2 separate regions of the Mus musculus genome follow, and region 1 is linked to region 2. Evidence: chromatin loops called from intact Hi-C (ENCODE). Cell type or tissue: heart. All regions are shown on one strand. Each heading gives the region's core, and the rest is flanking DNA. Links, peaks and the distances in the headings are about the cores only.

What was found. A loop is a pair of places that touch in the nucleus more often than their neighbours do. Peaks named below come from ENCODE experiments on the same cell type or tissue, not always from the same donor. Only the 100,000 strongest peaks of a DNase experiment are listed, where the experiment ranks them.
Region 1: it touches region 2 in a loop (6-fold over the local background); 17 of 42 quality-filtered maps call a loop at or near these places.

What each region holds. Positions count from the first base shown.
Region 1 is chr13:103,775,839-103,778,763 of GRCm38, forward strand. Gm52054 (a long non-coding RNA gene) reads left to right here. Exons shown (of 4, transcript XR_003950659.1): 2 at 679-1,069; 3 at 1,832-1,917; 4 at 2,609-2,925. Among named protein-coding and RNA genes, the nearest start is that of Gm52054, 2.7 kb to the left of the region's middle. In heart, for the core only: no CTCF peak of the experiment used is centred there; a DNase peak (open chromatin) is centred at 1,503.
Region 2 is chr13:103,702,193-103,705,117 of GRCm38, forward strand. The region is part of intron 1 of Gm30551 (predicted gene, 30551); the gene reads right to left. Among named protein-coding and RNA genes, the nearest start is that of Gm30551, 4.0 kb to the right of the region's middle. In heart, for the core only: a CTCF peak has its summit at 1,404 (motif pointing right); a DNase peak (open chromatin) is centred at 1,399.

The DNA of each region.
Region 1 (2,925 bases), core at 228-2,727, 74 kb after region 2:
CTGAGTTCGAGGCCAGCCTGGTCTACAGAGTGAGTTTCAGGACAGCCAGGGCTACACAGAGAAACCCTGTCTCAAAAAAACAAAAGAAGAAAAACAAAAACAAAAAGACTTTGTTGCTCTTTTCACCTTTGTTCTGATGGTCTTAAAGCAACAGTAGAAATGAGGGTGTAGTTACATTGGTAAATGTTTGCCTTGCTTACTTGAAAGCCCAGTGTTGAGACATTAGACCCGAAACTGGCATAAACCTGTAATCTCAGCACTGGGGAGATCAATGGATGGACAGATGGATGATGGATGGATGGGTGAATATAATGGTAGGTTAAAGGGCTGGCACCTGATTGGGAAGCAAGGCAACGTTTGTAAACTCTGAGTTTCTGTTGTTTATATTCTTAATCTCTACCCACTCACACTACACTAAATGTAACTTTAAACTAACTCCCTTGTAAAGGAGTACAACATTAAACGTACAATGTATCTTTCTCATATTTTGTGCTTTGTGAGACAGATTCTCACTATGTAGCCTTTATTGACCTAGGAGTTACTATGTGTATCAGACTGGCCTTGAATTCATAGAGATCCACTTTTCTCCCAAGTCCCGAGGAATTAAAAGTGTATGTATTATTAAATGTATTATTTATTTGTTTGTTTGCTCATTTGGTTTTTCTTTTTTTTAAACAGGGTTTCAGGCTGGAGAGAGGGCTCAGCGGTTAAGAGCACTGACAGTTCTTCCAGAGGTCCTGAATTCAATTCCCAGCAATCACATGGTGGCTCACAGCCATCGGTAATGGGATCTGATGCCTTCTTCTGGTGTGCCTGAAGACAGCTACAGTGTACTCCTATATAAAGTAAATAAATAATTAAAAAAAATAACGAAACAGGGTTTCTCTGTGTAGCCCTGGCTGTCCTGGAACTCACTATGTAGACCAGGCTGGCCTCAAACTCAGAAATCCGCCTGCCTCTGCCTCCCAAGTGCTGGGATTAAAGGAGTGCACCACCACCTCCTGGATCTATAATGCATTTTTAAAATATTATCAGTGCAAAATAAAGAAAGGCAAGAACTTCTGTTCAGGTAATTGTCTCCAGGGGAAAAATTATATATATATATCAACATCCAGATTATGTCTACTCTGGCTGCAGTGTAGAGATACAGTGAAAGGTTGATGGAGATTAGAGGCAACGAGCCTGGGTAGGTACTCAGTGCAGTAATCAGCTTGAGCTAAATAACATACAAAACAAAGGTAAGTGGAAAGCAATAAATCATCCCAAATTTGAACAAACCTGAATAAAGTTATGCACTCGGAAAAAAGACAGTGACCATGCATTCAGTTTGGGCACAATTACAAGACCCCTAGAACTGACCACAACGAGCTTAGAACCCTGGCTCCAGCTTGAGTGTGGGGCAATCTATGGAAGCCGTTGCTGGGCTCTCTCCCAGAGTCTCTGGTTCAGTAAGCTGGGAGTGAGGTCTGAAATAGAAACTTAGGAGTTCAGGTGACAATGCCGCTGGGGGCGGGGTTGGGGTTGTGAACAGCGCGTTGAGGAAGACTGGTTTAGAAGGGTGTGAATGTAGCTCACTCAGCAACATACGGATCATCTATGGATGGAGAAGCACCAGGAGATGTTTAAGTCTCCAGTTTGGAGGATGGGTAAATGATGCCATAATTTGTGTCAAACAGTAGAAAGGAAGAACTGCAGTATGAGGAAGGAGCAGAGAATATTAAGTTCTATTGTAGACATGCTTATGACTTGAGATTGGAAGTAAATATAGTTGTGGCGTGGTGAAACATACTATTGTTCTATCTCTATCATATTATTATTCTATCTATGTGAGTCTGAGGCAGAATAATCAAGAACCTGAGGCCAGTGTGGGCGACATGAGGATACCCTGACTAGAGAAACCAAGAACTGAGTTCATTGGTATGTAGCAGAACACTTAGCTGGGATTCATAAGCTGCCGAGTTAAAGTGGGAGGGAAGGGAGGAGAGAGAAGAGGAGAGGGAGAGAAATGCATCCTGTCTTGTATATGTGCATGCACACCTGTGTTTGGAGCAAGACCCTCCCAGGAGCGAAGCACCAAGTCTTTACTTCTTCTAAACCATGGGACTTTTTCTATTCAGGATCCAGAAGTCTCCTTGTCTGTGGTGGGCTAGCTGAGGGTTTGTGCTTCTTTGCTCCTCTTGCTGCAAACCCAGGGTCTGTTGCACACCAGGCAAGCCCTTCACCTCCAGCCATAAGCATTTTGAGTTTTGTCCTTAATTGTTTCCAACTTGATTCTAACATAAGAAAGTTCCCTTATATTCCTAGACTTTATTTTTTATTTTTTGTCATAAATAGATATGATAGTTATCAAATCCCCCTTTTTACTTACTGATATAATTATGTGGTATTTCTAGGAAAATTTTCACATGGGCATAATGTATGATCCTTATATTTTGTTGAAATTCTTATCTTCATGTTGAATGTGTGTGTAATTTATTATGTATTGATAGACATGTATTCAAATGATACATTGTTTTTCCTTCATTTGAGAAAGACTCTTAATATATAACCCTGGCTGGTTTCAAACTTATGATTTCCTGACTGTGCCTCTGATGGGTTGATATTCCAGATAAGTGAAGTGGAAACTTAAGCATTCTTTGGAAAGTCGGTTGGATGGTATTTTGCTGGGACAAACACATGAAGGAACATTTCGTTAAAGTGGACACAGGTGTGAAAGGCTAAGGCAGACTCGTGAAGGAACCTTTCCCTGAAGCAGACACAGGAGAGAGATGTTCTGCTAAGATAAGCACGTGAAAGGACACGTGATGAAGGATTCTTTGCTAACAACACACATGTATTGGTCTGCCTTACACTGCATAGTTGAGCTGCATTCGAAAGGACTCCAAGGACTGGGGTTGATTAGATGCACATTCTGAGGCAAGACCC
Region 2 (2,925 bases), core at 184-2,683:
TCTATTCAAATGTCAAATCAAAAAACTTTTAGAGTTTTAGGAAAATAAGATATGCGGCAAAGGAGTTCCTTGTCCCAGAAGGTATTTATTCAGTAGCCTATAACAGGAATTTCCTAGGAATCTAGCAACCTGTAGCAGGGTAGAGAAGTAGCTCTGTTAGTAAAGTGGTTGCCATGCAAGCATGAGAAGCCAGGTAAAAAGCCAGGCATGGTGGTCCATGCCTATAACACCAGCATGGGATGGCAGAGGCACAAAGATGCTAGATGCTCACCGACCAGCCAGCTAAGCCTACTAGCAAGCCCCACCTTCCAGCGTCTCCAAAACATCTGAGGAACAGTACCGGGATTGACCTCTGAGTCCCACATGCTTTGTACCTGCACATGTGTGCACATACTCTGACATGTGCACACACCTACAAACAGGCACAAAAATAAGAGAGATGAGAGTGACAGAAGACACTTGGTGTTGGTCTGTAGCTACACAGGTAAGCATAAGTGAGCCTTCTGTGCACACATACAGAAAAGGTTACAGCAAGGTACAGAGCAGTGGTCCTCAACCTTCTAACAGTGTAGCCCTTTAATACAGTTCCTCGTGTTGTGGTAACACCCAATGATAAATATATTTTGTTGCTATATTATAACTGTAATTTTGCTACTGTTATGAATCATAACATAAATATCTGATATGCAGGATATCTGATATACTACCACTGTGGAAAGGTCATTTGACCCTCTAAAGGGGTAATGATCTACAGATTGAGGGTCTATAGGCCATGTTGACGTAGGAATTTAAGCAACATTTCTCAGAAGCAATTTGGCGATGAATGCCAATAACCTTTTCAAAAAAGTTCACCATCCAGTCTGAACCAAGGAAGGGGGAAAAATGTATAGATGGTTCAGTAAGTCAAGGCAACTGCAGCAGGTGTGGTGGTGTACACCTTTAGTCCCAGTAAGTGGGAGGCAGAGGCAGGTGGATTTCTGTGAGTTCGAGACCAAGCTGGTCTACAGAGCTAGCTCTAGGACATTCAGAGCTACACACACACACACACAAAAATCCCATCTCGGGGAAAAGAAGGAAACAAACAAAGCTACACATGCCGGACAACTGGACTTTTGAGTCCCACGAGAACTGGCTTCCAAAAGATGTCCTCAGATATTGGCATGTGGCATGCAAACACATGAGCGCGCGCGCACGCACACACGCGCACGCACACACACACACACACACACACACACACACACACACACACACACATAATCATAATTTAAATGCATAGGAAAGTAACTAAAAGTTGGACCAAAGTGTTAACGACTGAATCACTCACTGCTCTTGTGTAATGTAACCAGATGGAGTGTCACTGCCGGATCCCTGTAGCAGGGTAACCCAGTGGCCAGCAGATGGCGCTCTCCAACTCTAGGACTAAGATCCAGACCCTCTCCAGCTGCAGTTCCTCAAATCCCCTAGGGCCTCATTAACAATTGCATCCTTCTGGCAGAAGAGAGGAAAGATTGCAAAGAAACCCCACCTTTAACTTCAAAGGCTTAGTCTTGAAAGGGAACTGTGCGCACCACCTTTGGCCATGCTTGGTTGCAGATGTGGGCTGGAAAAACATCTCCCCAGACTAATTATGGGCAAAAGGAGCAAGATTTTTGGTGGACAGGAAGCCTTCTTTGCCACAGGGAGACTTAATCTTTATTTTATAAATGTTCTACAGTGAAAAGAGTATGTTTTAATAATCAGGAAAGGGGCAGTTAACGGTGTGTATAGAAAGTAAGTAGCAGTGTGTGAAGTAACAGTCTAGAGAGAAAACAGCGCTACATTGCAAGGATGACGTTCTGGGCAGCCCGGGAAATGGCCCAAGTTGGAACTGTAACAATGTAATAACACTCCGCTTTGGGAGATCCTTTCCCTCAACCACGCAGTACTCTAGTTTCAGTAGTTATGCATGAGACAATAACCAAATGGAACTTTTAAATTACCTACTTAAGCCTGTCAGAGTAGAGCACAGATTTTAGTAGGTGATATACAATTAGATAAAAGGCAGGGGTATTTTGATATTCAGAATATCAAATCCCTTTTGCTTAGGGATAAGCTGCCAGTAAGTTCAGAATGCCTTTGTCCCCACAACTACATGCAAGAGTTTGTAATAAATTCGGGTACAAATATAAAAGAGCCACTTTTCTGACTCTAAGAGGCTAGGAACGGTGGCTAGACTTTTCCTGGTAAAAGAAAGAATTAGGAACAACACAATTTTGTAATTTCTGCTTATTGAAGATATTCCATCAGGTGTGTGGGACAGAATGCAATTCAGTTTCTGGATAAGGCCCCAGGTTCAACCTCCAGTACCAACAAAACAAAAAAATTGGGATACAGTGTGATCTTTTAGAATGTACTGTAGCGTGTTATTCAACGGCATAGAAAATATGTGCATTTTTAATGTTTGTATTATTAAAACATGTATAGGTGTTTTGCCTGCACACATTTTTGTACACCACATGAGTACCTGTACCCTCAGAGGACAGAAGAGAGTATGGAGTTAGAGATAATTGTGAGCAACCCTGTGGGTGCTTGAAATCAAACCTGGGGCCTCTGCAAGAGCAGCCAGTGCTCTTAACTGCTGAGCCATCTCTCTAGCCCCGTGTGTCAGTTTTTTAAAACAAATTCCCAAGTATTATGCACAGTCATTAAAACATACGTAATATTTAGAAGTCAGAGAAACAAACACTAATATTATGGTTATCTCTGGGTGGGGGTGGGGTAAATCTTTTTTTTTTTTTTATTGTTTGAAAATTGTTGGGCTGGTGAGATGGCTCAGCGGGTAAGAGGACTGACTGTGCTTTCAAAGGTCCTGAGTTCAAATCCCAGCAACCACATGGTGGTTTACAAACCACCCGGCCAACAGAGGGAGCGGAGGTTCTAAATTCA